Regions from separate parts of the Homo sapiens genome. Here region 1 is linked to region 2. A link is a loop called in an ENCODE intact Hi-C map of the cell type or tissue named here. Cell type or tissue: PC-9. All regions are shown on one strand. Each heading gives the region's core, and the rest is flanking DNA. Links, peaks and the distances in the headings are about the cores only. Region 1 holds the start of THUMPD1 (THUMP domain 1 NAT10 acetyltransferase adaptor). Region 2 has its middle 22 kb from the start of CRYM.

Evidence for each region. A loop is a pair of places that touch in the nucleus more often than their neighbours do. Peaks named below come from ENCODE experiments on the same cell type or tissue, not always from the same donor. Only the 100,000 strongest peaks of a DNase experiment are listed, where the experiment ranks them.
Region 1: a loop joins it to region 2, with 9 times the contacts of the local background. A loop is called at or near these places in 2 of 110 quality-filtered maps.

Annotation. Positions count from the first base shown.
Region 1 is chr16:20,735,814-20,744,882 of GRCh38, reverse strand. THUMPD1 (THUMP domain 1 NAT10 acetyltransferase adaptor) reads left to right here and starts at 3,065. Exons shown (of 4, transcript NM_017736.5): 1 at 3,065-3,374; 2 at 5,812-5,986; 3 at 6,927-7,175; 4 at 7,597-9,069. The coding sequence starts at 3,144. The coding sequence ends at 8,003. It also overlaps a transcript of ACSM3 not described here. RefSeq lists enhancers at 2,990-3,259, 3,270-3,319, 3,620-3,759, 3,790-3,879. In PC-9, for the core only: a CTCF peak has its summit at 4,395 (motif pointing right); a DNase peak (open chromatin) is centred at 2,992; H3K4me3 peaks cover 2,227 bases; H3K27ac peaks cover 361 bases.
Region 2 is chr16:21,295,856-21,304,924 of GRCh38, reverse strand. It overlaps a transcript of CRYM not described here and the pseudogene ABCA15P. Among named protein-coding and RNA genes, the nearest start is that of CRYM, 22 kb to the right of the region's middle. RefSeq lists an enhancer at 1,949-2,537 and silencers at 2,980-3,239, 8,563-8,857. In PC-9, for the core only: CTCF peaks have their summits at 2,838, 3,042 and 4,205 (motif pointing right); DNase peaks (open chromatin) are centred at 1,794, 3,144, 3,414 and 4,224; H3K4me3 peaks cover 2,503 bases; H3K27ac peaks cover 1,726 bases.

The DNA of each region.
Region 1 (9,069 bases), core at 503-8,502, 560 kb after region 2:
TTGCACAAGGAAGGATTCTCAAATCAGGCAGGCCCCTGACCCACTAACCGGAATAGGTTTAGAGACATCCTGGTGCTGCCACATGGTCAGAGATGATTTATGGACATAAAAAGAAAAGTGAGGTGCAGGAAATGGAAGTAAGGTACAGAAACAGCCCAATAGGTTACAACTCAGTATTTGCCTTATTTAAACGTGGTTTGGCTGGGCGCAGTGGCTCATGCCTGTAATCCCAGCACTTTGGGAGGCGAAGTGGGCAGATCTCTTGAGGTCAGGAGTTCAAGATCAGCCTGGCCAACATGGTGAAACCCCATATCTACTAAAAATACAAAAATTAGTTGGCCGTGGTGGCATGCACAGGTAATCCCAGCTACTTGGGAGGCTGAGGCAGGAGAATCGCTTGAACCCAGTAAGTGGACGTTGCAGTGAGCCGAGACTGCACCAGTGCACTCCATCCTGTGCGACAGCAAGACTCCGTCTCAAAAAACATAAAAATAAAAAACATGGTTTGAACAATCAGCCACCTGTGAGTGGTTGAGCATGGCTTCTGTGCTTGGCTGAGATTTGGCTACTTGTTACAACAGCCATTACAGTCTGTTTACACATCCAATTAGGTTATAGTTCACTATGTATGGAGAAACCTGTAGGCCAGGGATGTCCAATCTTTTGGCTTCCTTGGAAGAAGAATCCTCTTGGGCCACCCATAAAATATACTAATGCTAACAATAGCAGATGAATTTTTTTTAATTGCAGAAAAACCTCAGAGTGTTTTAAGAAAGTTTATTAATTTGTGTTGGGCCGGTTGAATTTCAAAGCTGTCCTGGGCCACATGTTGACTGTGGGCCAACAGGTTGGACAAGCTTGATTTAGGCCAAACTTAAATTTAGCCTAAAGCTGCCTCCTCACATATTTTAACAAAACTGAGTTTTTGTTTTTCAAGTTTGCCTCCATATAGTACTCAAATATGCTTGGGACTTGAAATATATATATTTTAACTTGTTATCTGTATGCTAATATTTGATATCCTAAGGACAGGTGGCAGAGTGTGGGCAACTGAAACCCAGCCAGCAGAAGAGAGAGAGATTTGGGGGAAGGCCAATGCCAGTGTCATGACACTGCTCTTCACAAACAACTGAGGACTTCTAGAAATCTCTGCTGTGCAGTGTCCACCAAAGAAATTCTGAAAATTAAATGCTGTATTGAATACACAGGTAAAAGCAAACAATAAGATGATAAAATTTTTGGACATAGTGGTAGATCTGGGGTTAGAACCTAGGGTTTATTGACTGTGAATTCGGTGTCCCTTTCAAAATATCAGATTACATCTTTTAGGGCTTTGTAGGAACTCAAATCTGCTAAGAGGTTTGTACCTGAAGAGTAGTATGAGAAGCACTTGTTTTTTAAACACATTCTTCAAAAGTGGCATCTTCAATGATTTTTAAAAAGACAGTAACATGATAAGTTGCCAAGACTATGGATAAAAGGCCGCAACGAAAGCAGCATGAAACAACACCAGCCAACATCCTTGGTTTTAAGTGAAATAGAAACATAGCCTGGAAAATTGAGGCTGAAATGGAATTTACTGGAAGCCTTTTGAGTAACTGTTCTATGTGGGAAATGCGCGAGGGGAAAAAACAAGACAAAATACGGCCAGGCGCGGTGGCTCACGCCTGTAATCTCAGCACTTTGGGAGGCCGAGGCGGGTGGATCACGAGGTCAGGAGATTGAGACCATCCTGACTGACACGGTAAAACCCCGTCTCTACTAAAAATAAAAAATATTAGCCGGGCGTGGTGGCGGGCGCCTGTAGTCCCAGCTACTCGGGAGGGAGGCAGGAGAATGGGGTGAACCTGGGAGGCGGAGCTTGCAGTGAGCCCAGATCGCACCACTGCACTCCAGCCTGGGCGACAGAGCGAGACTCCATCTCAAAAAAAAAAAAAAAAAATAGACAAACATACAATACCTTTGGGGGTAAACAACCTTTATCCCACGTAAATGGCAATGCAGATATAATAAGCAAATGATATAGTAAGCAAATTGCAATGGGAAGGGGAGAAGGGAAAAAAAAAAAATATATATATATATATATATATTTACACGCACCAGACTATGTTGGATTCATCACCAGACCGGGAAGCAACAGCCTGGGCTCCAGAGTCAGCCACTTGTCCGTGCACAGAGGAGGAGGGGTCTCAAGAAGCTTCCGTGTGGCCTGGGACCCTGGCTCATTTTTTTTTTTTTTTTGAGACAGAGCCTCGCTTTGTTGCCAGGCTGGAGTGCAATGGCACGATCTCGGCTTACTGCAACCGCCGCTTCCCGAGTTCGAGTGATTCCCCTGCCTCAGCCTCCCGAGTAGTTGGGACTACAGGTGCGCGCCACCACGCCTGGCTAATTTTTTGCATTTTAGTAGAGATGTTGGTCAGGATGGTCTCCATCTCCTGACCTCGTGATCTGCCTGCCTTGGCCTCCCAAAGTGCTGGGATTACAGGCGTGAGCCACCGTGCCCGGCCGACCCTGGCTCTTTTTGTAATGCGTTGATTGGCATGAGGCCCAGTCACGAGGGCCCTTCTCGACTGGGCTCAAGGAACACATAAAGGTCAACTTGTTTCTGTGATTGTCTGTTTTTCAATAACTCAAGTACAGGTACAGAGTTATCTGTAACAGTGCTGGATGAATGAATGCCTCAAGGGGCTCATGCAACCTGTTACGGGACTTGACCATTGTGTCCACGTTCAATTGAGTTCAAATTTAATATTTAACTTTTCCTCCACAGTAGCTGGCAGAATTATAGGGAAGGCTGGAGGAACAGGTACCAAGGTTGGGTGGAAGAAGCTATATGGCTGGAGCCAGCTTCAAGGGCTTGAGGAGCCACCGACACCACTTCCAGAATGGCTGCTATGCTGCCTCTACTGGATTCAGGTTGCAGTCGGGAGGCGGGGCAGGAGGCGGGGCTTGGGCGGGTATCACTCCACCCCTTTCACGATTGCAGACCGGCCTTAGGACCTGGCGCAGCACGGAATGAGGCTTCGAGGCCGGCTAGGGGAGGCCGTCGCTCATATCCGACGTCACCAGTTCGCGCCGGCGATAGACGAGGACGCCAACAGCAGCGGAGAAACGTTTCTCTTTCCTCTCAGTTTGCGCACACCATGGCGGCCCCTGCCCAGCAGACTACTCAGCCTGGCGGCGGGAAGCGCAAAGGCAAGGCTCAGTATGTGCTGGCCAAGCGCGCTCGGCGCTGCGACGCTGGCGGGCCCCGTCAGCTAGAGCCCGGGCTACAGGGCATCCTCATCACCTGCAATATGAACGAGCGCAAGTGCGTGGAGGAGGCCTACAGCCTCCTCAACGAATACGGCGACGACATGTATGGGCCAGAAAAGGTACCGGTCCCGGGGTGGGCGGGCGGGCCGGCTGCCAGGCCTTGCGGGAGGAGGGAAGGGTGGAGGGATGGCTGCTGGTATGGGCATGCGCGCCTCGGGTCGTCGGCGTGACGGCTGTAGGGGCGTGGCCTCGCCGGCGTTTCCGTCCCTAGTCCTGAGACGCTCGCAGACTTCGGTGCTATCGGTTTTGTGCTTGAAGTGCTTGCACCTTTTCTTGCCATCAGTAACCACGGTAGCTCCCATTACTTTTATTTTTATTTTTGTGAGACAGGGTCTCGCTCTGTTGCCGAGGCTGGAGTGCAGTGGCGTGATGATAGCTCAGGGAAGCCTCGACTTCTCCTGTCTCAGCCTCCAGAGTAGCTGGGACTATGAGTGCGCGCCACCACTCTCGGCTAAGTTTTGTAAATTGTAGATAAGGGGTCTCACTGTTTGGCCCAGGGTAGTCCTAAACCCTACACTCAAGCGATCCTCCCGTCTCTGCCTCTCAAGGTGCTGAGATTACAGGCGCGAGCCACTGAGCCCGGCCTACCTCCCACTTAAGGATTGCTCATTGAGGGCCAGGCGGTGTGCTGAAGCTCTTTCAGAAACACATTTTTCATGACAGCCTCGTGAAGTTGGAGTAATAATGTGTTTACCTGAAGCAATAATATTTCTGAAATAATAGGTTTACTACTAATGCTAGTTACTGCACTTAAAATACATTTTAGAACGTAAAAACTTTTACCAATATCACCTAAAGTCTTAGTGTTTGGAAATCATATTACTGGCTTAGAATCTGGACCAATACACACACGCACACTGAGGGATTAAATGAAGAAGGGTAATACAGAGGGAATTTAAATTCACGGCTCATCCTCTACTAGCTTGGGGACTCGGACATGGGCACATTATTTGATGCTGCTGAGCTAGATAAAAAAGAGAATACTTTAAGACTGGCTAGTGAGTTGCTTATGTACATAAAATACATACTGGTATGTAATAAAGTTTCTGTAAATGTATACAATTATTATTGTGCCTGACTGGCAATTTCGTTGGGCACTAGGGGGCAGAGAGCTGGGCAACAAGCACATATCCTGTCTACTCCTGTACTTTAAGCAAATTCTTTTTTTGGAAGCGGTCTTGCTCTGTCACCCAAGGTGGAGGTTGGAGTACAGTGGCATGCTCTTGCTCACTGCAACTTCCACCTCCGGGGCTGAAGCAGTCCTCCTGCCTCAGTCCCCGAGTAGCAGGGACTGCAGGCATGTGCCACCATGCCCGACTAATTTTTTGTATTTTTTGTAGAGACGGGTTCTCAGGCCATGTTGTCCAGGCTGGTGTCAAATTCCTAGGCTCAAGGGATCCGCCCACCTCTGCCCCCTAAAGTACTGGGATTACAGGCATGAGCCACCATGCTTGGCCAAAATTATTGAACAATGTATTTCTGTGCCTTGTTCCTTAATAGAACAAGAGTAAGGGTTTTTAATTCCACAGGTATTTGGTCTAATCTCACCAAAAGGACAGTGTCGTGTGAGGCACACAGATACCTGGTCAACGTGTTAAGGTCCACCCTAAAATGATTGATCTGGTCAGCACGTTTCTCTCTGCCTCAAACTGTCAGGATGCTTTTGAAAACATTTTCAAATTTTACATTCTATAGTCTGCGGGAATTCCCTCTTCCTCCACATTTTTTTTTTTTTTTTAATTTTTTTGAGACAGAGTCTTGCTCTGTCACCCAGGCTGGAGTGCAGTGGTGCAATCTCAGCTCACTGCAATATCTGCCTTCTGGGTTCAAGCGATTCTCCTGCCTCAGCCTCCTGAGTAGCTGGGATTACAGGCGTCTGCCACCACATCGGGCTAATTTTTGTATTTTTAGTAGAGACAAGGTTTCACCATGTTGGCTAGGCTGGTCTCGAACTTCTGACCTCAGGTGATCTGCTTGCCTCTGCCTCCCAGAGTGCTGGGATTATGGGCATGAGCCACCACTTCCGGCCTTGCTCCACGTTTTGAAGGGTGTGGTGTCCCAGCTTCGTAAAAAAAGCTTTATTATCAATACTGAGTCAGCTGGGCATGGTAGCTCACACCTGTAATCCCAGCACTTTGGGAGGCTGAGGCGAGTGGATCACCTGAGGAGTTTAAGACCAGCCTGACCAACATGGCGAAACCCCATCTCTACTAAAAATACAAAAATTAGCTGTGTGTAGTGGCATGCGCCTGTAATCACAGCTACTTGGGAGGCTGAGGCAGGAAAATTGGTTGAACCCAGGAGGCGGAGGTTGCAGCAAGTCAAGATCGCACCACTGCACTCCAGCCTGGGAGGCAAAGCGAGACTCCATCTTTAGAAAAAAAAAAAAAATCAATACTGAGCCACCTGCCGCCAGGGACTTCACATAAATAATTACTTATAGTGTTTAAATGTGAGCTGTTGTGTCATTTCTGCTCATTAGTTTTATGCAAACAGTTTACAGACAAGGATCAGCAGCCCTCTGGAAGTGAGGGAGAGGATGATGATGCGGAGGCTGCCTTGAAGAAAGAAGTTGGTGACATTAAGGCATCTACAGAGATGAGGTTAAGAAGATTCCAGTCAGTGGAAAGTGGAGCAAATAACGTTGTCTTCATCAGGACACTTGGGATAGGTGTGACAAATACTTGCTAAGATTATCGATCTCATAACATCTGGGTATCTTCCTGTCTCAGGGAATACTGCTTACAAAATGGCTTCTTGGGCATGACTCAGTTAATCATTTGATGGCAGCTTCTGTACACTGTATTAGCAGTTGGCCTGTGGAGAGGTAGAATGGGGTGGTGGACGTAGCATTGGCTTATGAGTGGAAACCTGGCTTTGCTGCTTCCTTCGTATATAACTTAAGGCAGAACTAGAGTGCCAGTTCTGTGTAAATAAGGGGCAGCTGCTACTCAGCTCCAGCCAGTTGTTGCTCTTTGGGAATGCAGGGCCAGGTATTTGAATTTCTCAAAAGAAGTTTGAAATCTGGAGTTTTTTTGTTTTTCAGTGTGGTCAACTAATTTACAAATTTTCGGAGCAGCCCCAAATATACTTGTATGTAGGCAAGTTGCAGCCTGAGGACCTCCCTTTCATGATGTTGTGCCCAGCATGGTTCTGGGATTCCTCTTGGGTCTGAGATTTAGACTTGTGTGCTAACTTAGCTAATGGATTAATTACATCTTTTAAAGTGACTCACAGAATTTTTTTTTTTTTTTTTTGTAAAAAAGTGTGTACTGTTTAATGTACTCTGTTGTTACAGGAAAACAACAGCATGGTGTTACGGTTGGATAACTCAGGACATCACAAAAATGTTAACAACGGTGTCTACCTAAACAGTCATTTCTAGTGCAAGCAGTAATAATGATGAAAAGTTAAAATATATTAGATACATTATAGTACGTATTAGGCACTGAAGAAATACTGTTTGGAAAGAATGACTAGGTAGATTCATTTAAAATTCATTATGAGAATTTCTTCTGTCAACTTATGTCATTGCCAGTGAAAATTCATTTTAGAGTTCGATCTTTAAGATGTCTGAGAAATTATCTTCTTAACTTTTTTTTTTTCTTAAGAGCCTGAGAAATTGGTGCATCATATTCTCCAGGATATGTACAAAACCAAGAAAAAGAAGACTCGAGTTATTTTGCGAATGTTACCCATCTCAGGCACATGCAAGGCTTTTTTAGAAGATATGAAAAAATATGCAGAAACATTTTTGGAACCCTGGTTTAAAGCTCCAAACAAAGGGACATTTCAGATTGTGTACAAATCTCGAAATAACAGTCATGTGAATAGAGAAGAAGTTATCAGAGAATTGGCAGGTATGTTTCTCTTAGTGATTTTCCATAGGCATTCAATGGTAAATACTTGTTTTTTAAGGATTTTTTTCTTTTTAAAGATTTAAGGCTTACATTTTTGAGTGTAGAACAAATATATTAAAATGTTCTTAAAATAGTATTAAATCAACTGATTTCAATATGTCGGATATGAGATTTTCTGGTAGTTAGATAAAAGTCTTTTTTAACTCGAAATTGAATTTTGTTTGGAAAAAAATTCTTATTAAATGTTGTAGGGTTTCATTTGTGTTTATTTATTGTAAGGGTTCAGATTATTTGAAGTCCACATAGAAGAGTGGATTACTGTATGTCTTGTTTTAACAAGAAACAGAGACAAAAGATTTTTTGTATCTATCAGATGTAATGGTATCCTCCTCAGCTATGTGTTTTTCTGTTTTTGTTACAGGAATAGTGTGCACCCTCAATTCAGAAAATAAAGTGGATCTCACCAATCCACAGTACACAGTGGTAGTAGAAATCATCAAAGCTGTCTGTTGCCTGAGTGTTGTGAAAGATTACATGTTGTTTAGAAAATACAATCTCCAGGAGGTGGTGAAGAGCCCTAAGGATCCGTCACAGCTTAACTCAAAGCAGGGAAATGGGAAAGAAGCTAAACTGGAATCTGCGGACAAATCAGACCAAAACAACACAGCAGAAGGAAAAAATAACCAGCAGGTACCAGAGAATACTGAGGAGCTGGGGCAGACAAAACCAACGTCTAATCCACAGGTGGTAAATGAGGGAGGAGCCAAACCTGAACTTGCAAGTCAAGCCACAGAAGGATCCAAGTCAAATGAAAATGACTTCTCATAGGAAGTCATTTGGTGTTGGAGGTGGGTTTCTCACCTGGGGCTCTACGAGATGTTGCTGGGGCTCCACCTTAAATTGTGACTAAAAACAGTTTTTTATTTGTGTGCTGCATTATGCTGTTCTCACAGTAGTGAGCAATGATTGCGCAGCCCTGTTAACAGTTTTTTTAGGGATCTTTCAGCCTTTATGGTATTACGTAGAGGCAGACCCATGTGCTGCTGTTGCAAAGAGGGGAGGATAGGAGGGGGATGTTGGCCTCTCCCAGGCTCCTCTTCTGCAGTGCCAGCTGACTTAAGGGAGTGAACTACCTGTGAAGTAGAAAATCAGAGGGAAGTTTTCATTCTAAGGAAGGAGTTTTTACATGCCACAGCTCAGCTGTCTGCCTGCCACTTTGTTGTAAACATTGCAAAAATGTGGATCATGTAGGTTAGAAGTGAATTGTTTAGTGAAGTTTTTGTACTTTTGTGATTTTCTTGTTTATGTCTGTTTTTTTTTTTTTTTTTTAACATTTGTGTGTAATATAGCTGACAGTCCAGTGTCGCAATTTTGGAAGGCAAGATGTGAGAGAGACGAGAACCATTTTAGGCATAGAACTACAGACATTTCTGAAAAGGTTGGTGATGAAGAACTTCAGTCTTCTGAGTATACTTCAGTATACTAGTGCAACAAGGGACACAAAGAAATTCTGTCTTAATAAAGAAAGCTACTTCTCAAGGGTATTATGTGGACTCAGTCCAAGCTCTCCTGTCCCATTGTGCATTGTCTGTGACATGCAACTTACAAAACTAGCAATTGTAACAATAAATCACAGCCACTTGACAAGAAAGGATATTCATTATTTTCAAATGGCTTTTGGACTATCAAAAACAGTAAGGCTTTTGTTCAGAAATCACCTTTAGTCAAAAGGTTTAAGAAGCAAATTATTTAGTAGCAGAACTTATCTCAGGAAAGGAAAATATGCATGGTTGGTGAGAATCTAATAACATTAAAATGCTGGGGCAAGATGCAGTACAAAGTTGAAGAGACTTTATTCTCAATAAGTTGATTTACTGATGATATGTCATATGAT
Region 2 (9,069 bases), core at 371-8,370:
ATTACAGGTGCGTGCCATCACGCCTGGCTAATTTTTTGTGTTTTTAGTAGAGATGGGGTTTAACCATGTTGTTGAGGCTGGTCTCAAACTCCTGACCTCAGGTGATCCAACTGCCTTGGCTTCCCAAAGTGCTGGGATTACTGGCATGAAATACATGACGAATCTTAATCAAAATGGCAGAGCAGGTGTTTGGCTGATGTGGTGATGGGGTAAAATCAATTTGTGATTCATACAGCCTTCCAACTTCACAACTATGCCATTCTTAAAGGATTTTTCATGGAAGGGGGCTTCACATCAGGTGCTTACTCCTTAGTGCAGCTGATCAATACACTCAATACATGTCTGCAAACTTTAAAGGAATTTATGCAGCAGATCCAAGTCTTAAAGGCTATTTAAAAAAAAAGCAAACAAACCTAGAAACAAAGTTCATAAAGCAAAACCATAGCAAAACAAAGATTCAGGCAGAAAGATGTTCATGATAACACTGGAAAACAGTAAGATCAAATGAAAACAGAAAGAATGATTACATAAATCATGCCAATACCTTCAATAAAATCCTGTTCCTCTGTTACAAAGAAGGGATAGATATAGATACACTGTCATGAGAGGATAATATACTACTAAGGTAGAAAAAGTAAACTGCAAAATATTATACATGATATAAACACATTGTTTGGAAAAATATATATGTAGAGAAAAGAAGTACATGTACAGAAAAGAAAAATGGTAGAAGATCTGTTGATAGTATGTCCTCAGGAGGTGGAAAATGGGGGACTTACACATTTTACAAATTGTATGTCTATAGAGTTTGAATTTTATGTAATGTACCTGTATTGTTTTTCTAATTAACTCTTCAGGTGGGGGAACAGGTAAACCTGTGAAGAAGGAATCATCTGAAACACTCTCCCACTAACTTTTTTCTCTTGCTCTTTTAGTGGGTAATGTTTTGGAATATTAACCATAAGTTTTCAATTCAGTACCATCCCTCATTCAATCTTTTATTTTTTGGTCTCGGGGAAGACAGAGCAATACTTAATACCTACAAAGACAATGGCCAGTTCTTTCAGTTGACCCTTTCCAGGGTAAAACAACGGATTGGAAATAATGCACAATAAGGAAATGCCGAAGCCCGGCTCCTCAGCATCATCCCATCCCTTTCACTATTCCCAAAATAGATTTGGGGGATCTTATAGCGCAAGAGTCCTGACTCCAAAACAGCCTGGCCAGGAATAAGTACACATCAACATCCTGGTCCTAAATATGAAACACCCCCCACCCTTATCCCTCATAACTTGGATGCAACCCTTGTAAGGGAAAAGGAGGGTTGGAAGGAGCATGAACCTAAAATGCCTGAAAATTATTAGGGCAACCTGCCAAACTGTAGTCGCAAAAGAACAAATAGTTATTGGAAATTAAGCAATTACATGGTTCATAGCCCTGAATTATTAGAATTAAATTTATACTTACTATTTAATTTCAGCTCCTTTTCTAAAAAGCACTGAACTGCTTTAACTGAAACACTGTAATTTTCTTAATTGTACTTAAATATGTTTCTTTTCTTTTAAATTTTCTGCCTACTTTGCATAAAATGAGGTAGCCAAGACCACCTTAAAGTTCTCAGCTTGACTTGAAAAGGCTTTTTCCTGACTCTAGGCCCAAAACTTTCTTTTCTTAGAGCATGATATGGTTTGACTCTGTGTCCACACCCAAATCTCATCTTGTAGCTCCCATAATTCCCACGTGTTATGGGAGGGACCCTGTGAGTGATGACTGAATCATGGGGATGGGTTGTTCCCGTGCTCTTCTCATGATAGTGAGTAAGTCTCATAAGAACTGATGGTTTTCAAATGGGGAGTTTCCCTGCACAAGCTTTCTTGTCTGCCACTATGTGAGATATACCTTTCACCTTCTGCCGTGATTGTGAGGCCTCCTCAGCCACGTGGAACTGTAAGTCCAATAAACCTCTTTCTTTTGTAAATTGCCCAGTCTTGGGTATGTCTTTATCAGCAGTGTGAAAACAGATTAATACAGAGCATTTTCTTTAGAAAGCTTTTCACTGTAAATTCTTTCTCTGTCTTGAGATATCTGTAACTCTTTTTAATAGCCTCTTACTAGTTTTACAAACCAGAATCATCTTTGTCAAGGACCTGGGAGCCATTCCTTTGAAATGCAATCATCAAGGAAGACGGTCCCCCTATCTCCCAGTTTCTGTGGGAGGGTAGGAGCCTAACTTCCCTGAGAGCCAATTAGCAAACACAGCTGGCCTAATCACGGAGGAAACACTTGTAAACTCAGCAAACAACTCAGTATGCTTCCGACAGCCCTCCAGCACCTTTCTACTCTCATCCTAGAGCTTAAAAACCCTGCCCCACTTTGTTTCAGCAGAGTTAGTTTAGACTGAGTTCTGGTCTCTCTTCCCTAGGACAACAGCTTTGCATAAAGTATTCCTTACATATGTGACTTTCTCTGGTGTAATTTATGCTTTCACAAAGGAAAACTAAGACAAATTAAACTACCTATAATCACTGAACTTCCACAGCCCCTTCTGCCATTTATGGAACACTTAACATGTTCTCGCAATGTAAGTATCAGGACTGCCCTCTGAGTTGGATACAATAGCATCCTTTCCTCTTATAGTTATTTTCAGATATAAGCCTTAGGAAATGGAGGCTTAGAGAAACCAAGCAATTTGCCATAGGTCACAGCAAATAAATTCTGGACTAGTCAGGACTAGGGACAAGGCATTTGCCTCCAAAGTCAGTGCGTTCAAGCACTTTGCATAGCCAATATAAAATTCCTAACAGTGCTTCTATTTGATTTGATTGTGTGTATGTGTGTGTGGGTGTGTGTGTGTTGGCGGGGGGATGAGGAAGTCTCTGGAGGATTTATATGCGTGAGTTTTGTTTGGGGGTCGCCCTTTTGGGCTCTGCGCGCCCATCGCGGCTAGCGGGTGGGCCTCCCGGGCGTCGGGGAGCAGCTGCAAGCGCAGGGGGACGCCGGCAGAAGAAGGACGCGCCAGGACTCCCTAGCACGCACCCTCAGGCCTCGCCGCTGCCGCCTCCGCCTCCGCCGCTGAAGGGCGCGCGTCCACCCGGCGGGACTCCTCCTCCCAACGCCCTCCCCAACCACCAGCCGCCCGCGGGCAGGTTGGCAGCCTGGCCCTCGCGCGGACCCGGCCGGGAGCTGGCTGCACTAGGGCTGGGGGCGCGCAGTGCGCGGAGCGGTAGGAGTCAGCGGTGCGGAAGGCAGGAGGTGCGGGTGAAGCTGTCGGCGGTGCTCGAGGGGAGCACGCAAGAACCTCCTCAGTCCCTCTTCCGCACGTGCGCCCACGAGTGTAGTCCCCAGTTTGTTCCACCTATTATCCCGCAGCTCCAGTGCGCCCCACCTGTTGCCTCACCAGCCCAACGTTACTTCTTCCCTGCTTCCTCGCCAGCCCGTCTGGGGGCGGAGACCTCACCCACCGCCCCACCCACCTCGTCTCATGCTCCCACCCACCTCGTCCCATGCGCACACCCATCTCGTCCCTTGCGCTCACCCACCTCGTCCCATGCGCCCTACCCTATGCCCCAAGTCCCTGAAAGGGCCCCACCTAGGTACCCTTTTGGGTCGTCTTCAGGTTCTTTGCCTTGTCGACCCTCCTGGACGACCCCACATTTCTCCGCCTCTCGCGGGCTTCTCTCTCCCTCGTGTGCCATGGTCACCTTCAGCTGGCCCAGCCGCTGATGACAGAAGTTTAAGAAGATTCATGAGCCGCTGCTCCTCAGGGTCTACTGGAGTTTAGCAGATAACTTCCCAAAGGCCCGGGGTCCTGCAAACCCCTCATGCGGGCCACCCAAAAGATTCCGTCCTGGAGCAGACCCCGCGCCACGCGCGCTGTACTCGCGTTCCTTTTTCCAGCCAGCGCAGCCCTGCGGCTTCTGTCCGGGACGGTTCTGCGCGTGGGACGCCCAGCCCGCTTCATCTGCGCCCGCTGCCTTTACCCGCCAGCCACTCCGGCGTTTCCACCTCCGTGTATTTCTCATGCTCCCCACGTTCTATAATGCTTGCTCCTCTTGGCGCGCCCCACCCCAATTCTCGCATCCAGTGTGGCTTCCTGTTTAGAATCGCAGCTTCTGATTGGATCACAGGCCAAATTCACTCTTCCCTGCAATGCCGGATACGACTTGCTCCAGCTCCGAAGTTAAGCTTTGTCAGGAGAGGGCGCAAGAGGAACACTGCAGGACAAGGAGTTCTCTTCCTGGTTGGGGAAAAATCCAGGACTGTATAGAACATCCTCCGCCCCAAACTGGGAAAGGAGCCAACAGACCAAAGAATGACTCAGACCAGTCCAGCTTGATGAGTAGATGAGTTTATTGGGACTCACGTGTAGGGCATTTCTTTTTTTTTTCTTTTTCTGTTTTTTTTTTTTTTTTAAGAGGGAATCTCATGGCACCTCGTTTTCATCATCACTGGATGATTTCTCTGGGTTAGCAAAGGTCAGGAAGACTTGTTCCAGTGTGATCTGACAGAATAGTCTTCTAAATCAAATTGCTCTTTAGCTTGCTCCAAAATGCCAAACACCTTTAACAACAGCAATAAAAACACAGTTACCATTGCAATCTCCCCTTCAGCCCCCAACTCAGATGAGCCTCTCCTCCACTCCCCCACTCCTATCAAGTGTATGTTGGAGGACAAAAGGCACAGAAGGGTGAGGTGAGAAGGCGGAAGAACAGAGAATTGAGAAAGTGAGAGGAGGCCATCTCTTGATGGACATGGACTAATAGTCGGATTTAGGGGAAGAAATCAAGGCAATTAAACTCTAGGGGTGTTTGGAAAGTAACCTAACGCTGCTGCTCCTCCCAACAATGCCAGGCTCCCATTCCAAATGCCCGAATCCCAAATACTCCCCACCATTAGTGCTCTCTTACTTAACATGCAATGTTACAAGGGCAAGATTTCTACCATCACCTTTCCCCAGTCCTTGCTGGGAATGTAGCAGTTAAGGATCCCTTGGTTCTTGTGTTTTAAGACACTACTCAAGAAAGGATAATAGGACCGGTGAATAATCTTACACACTTAATTTGAAATCACCAAAATATTGCTACATTTACTTAACTATATACTTGAAGGGGTGGATAGAGGAGGTTAATACAAAAGGCAATATGACCTGCTAACCCAATCTCTTTGGTATCCATGATATAGTTAATGGTTTCGGCAGATTTATTCCTCATGAACTAGTCTTATTATGTGGAGTTCATAGCAATGATTGAGGGTACAAATATTAGCCAGTTCACCTGCCCAATGTAAAACACCTGAGCCTTCTAAAAGTCTAATGTGGTCAGGTGCAGTGGCTCACGCCTGTAATCCCAGCACTTCGGGAGGCCAAGGCGAGCGGATCACCTGAGGTCAGGAGTTTGGGACCAGCCTGGCCAACATGGCGAAACCCTGTCTCTACTAAAAATAGAAAAATTAGCCGAGCAGTGGTGGTGCACTCCTGTAATGCAAGCTACTCGGGAGGCTGAGACAGGAGAATCGCTTCAACCCAAGAAGCAGAGGTTGCAGTGAGCTGAGATCACGCCACTCAACTCCAACCTGGGTGACAGAGTGAGACTCTGTTTCAAAAAGTAAAAAAAAAATTAAAAAAAAAAACTAAAAGCCTAATGTTGCTACGAGACTTTATTCCTAAACGCAGTGCTGAGAATCTGAACCAGGATGTTTTCCTCCCGGCAGTGTGTGGGCAGGTACAGTGTGTTTGGTGGGGAGGACAACAGGAATAATCACAATAAGAACAAGATTAATAACAATAAGGATTAATCATAATAAGAATAATCATAGTAAGAATAGCCTCACGTGTGAAACAGGAAATCACATATAAATCACCAAAGTCAGGCCACTTGTTCTAGTTTCTTATACAGGTGAGTAATGATCCACTGGTGGAGTAGGAGGAAAGAGGGTGGTGTCTATTCCTAATTTAGAATAAACATTTGTATTTACACTTTTATTGCATATTTGTAGATTATAGCAAATGAAATTAACTGGGATTAAAAATGTTTGAAAAAACACATGTTTGTAACAGTGTGGGATTTTTCTTAATGTTAGTCTTAAAGCATGTATTGCCTTCATGATCACACAAATAAATATGAGATATTTCAAACATCGAGCTTAATGAATTATTTAAAGCAAATACACACAAAACCACCCTATCCAGGTCAAGTAATAATAACCCATACATTCCCATGGGCTATTTCCCAGCTTCTGTCCTCTATAAAAAGTATCCATTGCTTTTATTGTTATTTGAGCAATTCCCTAACAGTTCCCTTTTTATCATTTTATCTACACATGCACCCCTAAAATTGTGATTTCAATTTTTCTACTTCTGAACTTTATATGAATGGAATCATCCAGTATTCATTCCTTTCTTTCTGCTTCACTCAATATTATGTTTGGAAACTTCACTCATGTTGCATGTAATTATAATTCATCATTTTCCTTTCTGCACAGTAATCTGGTATATGAATGTTGTATATTTCCCATTTGTTTACTAATAGAGACATGCGGGTTGTTTTTAGTGTTTGACTTTTGTGAATATAACTTATTTGAATATTATTTTACGTATCTCTTGGGAGAAGTGGATGCAAGTATCTCGGGTATATACCTAAAGGTAGAATTTTTGGGTCATTGCTTTTTGTAAAATTGGTTAAGCCAACTTTAGCTTTCCCTTGGAGGTACACAGAACTGGTGAATATCCCTTTCACTCTTCACATAAGGAAAGGCTGGACAAACTGCAAATTAATAGCTTTTATTTAACCTATCAGTTCTCTGATTGGGCAAATACTGGACAAACACCTAACTCAGCATCATGGGAGAGACAGGTGCCTGCAGGGAGCAACAGGACAAGCATCTACTTATACAAGGCAGACACTGAAAATGATATATCAATTGGTAAGAAGATTTAAACATTTTTTAATGCATTGCTAAAGGCCAAGTATTGGTCTAGCATGAGAACATAAAGATCATTCTTTTATTTTTAACCTCTGTGATACAGTTTGCTTTAGTTGTGTTTCTTACATACCGCAGAGTTGGATTTTGCTTGTTAGCCAATCTGAAAAATATTTTTTTCATCTAGTCAGAGAATTAAGCCTTTCTATGTTTACTGAGAGGACCAATATGTTCTATAGAAGTTCTCCCACACTGTTCTGTAATTACATGTCAATGGAAATACACATATCTACATACATGCATAAGACACTCACATGGCACATATCCCCACTCTGGTTGGTTCTATTTATTGTTATATTCATGATACAGAAACATTTATGCATTTTTAAAATATGTATCAATTATGTTATATTTTATCACACAGATACCTTTCATTTAGCCCAAATTTTAGAGGCACATATAGTCAATGCCCACCATTAGTTCTTACACACAAGCTCTGCCAATCAATTTTTAGTTAATGGGAATTTTTTTCATTTGTATATTCTTCAGGAAGAGCTAATAGAAACAGCATTCCTTGTGTTCATGAGTCTTTGTGACTCTTTTCTCTTTTTTTTAGATGGAGTTTTGCTCTTGTTGCCCAGGCTGGAGTGCGATGGTGAGATCTCAGTTCTCTGTAACCTCTGCCTCCCGGATCAAGCAATGGTCATGCCTCAGCCTCCCGAGTAGCTTGGATTACATGCATGTGCCACCATGCCCGGCTAATTTTTCGTATTTTTAGTAGAGATGGGGTTTCACCATGTTGACCGGGCTGGTCTCGAACTCCTGACCTCAGGTGATCACCTGCCTTGGCCTCCCAAAGTGCTGGGATTACAGGCGTGAGCCACCGCGCCTGGCCTTTTGTGACTTTTAATCTTGAAGGTCACTTCGACTGGAGGTAAAAACCTTGCTTGTGTTTTTCTTTCATTGAATATCTTTATTTATTTTTCATTTTTATTTTTAGAGACGGAGTCTTGCTCTGTCGCCCAGGCTGGAGTCGGTGGCGCGATCTCGGCTCACTGCAAGCTCCACCTCCCAGGTTCACACCATTCTCCTGCCTCAGCCTCCTGAGTAGCTAGGACTACAAGTGTCTGCCACCATGCCCGGCTAATTTTTGTATTTTTAGTAGAGACGGGGTTTCACCGTGTTAGCCAGGATGGTCTCGATCTCCTGACCTCATGATCCGCCCGCCTCAGCCTCCCAAAGTGCTGGGATTACAGGCGTGAGCCCCCGGCCTCAGTGAGTATCTTAAACATCTGACTTGCTCTCCTGGCATAAGACCTTCTTGTTACAAAATCTGCACTCGATCTGACTTTTTCTATTATAAAATGCTTGTCTTTTTTGTCTACATATATAAAAGTCCCTGCCCCATTTTATTATTAAAGTGAAGTAGTTTATTAGAATATTCCTTGGTGTTAGTGATTAGGGGTCAGTTTTTTCAGGTATACTGGTTGCCCTTTCAATGAGTAGATTTGTGTTCTTTTATTTCAGGAAATTTTCTTGAATGATAGGTTTTAGTATTTGTTCTGTGGTTTTGCTTTTTATCTTTGTGGACTGCTTTCATAATTGTTTTGAATTGATATTGCCTTATTTCTCCCTGACAAGTTCTCATCTATATTTCCATTTGATTGTTTTTCTATTTTTCTCTTTTCCAATCTCCATTTCCCTTACACTTTCCACACTATTAGCTCTTGAAAAGTAAGTGTTTCTTAAATGTTTACTTAAAAAACTCCAGCTGGGTGCAGTGACTCACACGTTTAATCCCAACACTTTGGGAGGCCAAGGCGGGTGGATCACTCGAGGTCAAGAGTTGGAGACCAGCCTGACCAATATGGTGAAACCCTGTCTCTACTAAAAATACAAAAATTAGCTGGACATGGTGGAAAATGGTCTTTTACTTATGATATTTTTCTATGGAGTTCAATTATAATCTTTTAATTTGTTCATGTTTTAGTGAGATGAATTTTCTTATGGTTTTGGAAATAGTTTCATATATAGGAGATGGGGTGCAACAAAATAACTTTCTTTTTTTTTTTTTAGACGGAGTCTTGATCTGTCTTGCCCAGGCTGAAGTGCAGTGGCATGATCTCGGCTCACTGCAGCCTCCATCTCCTG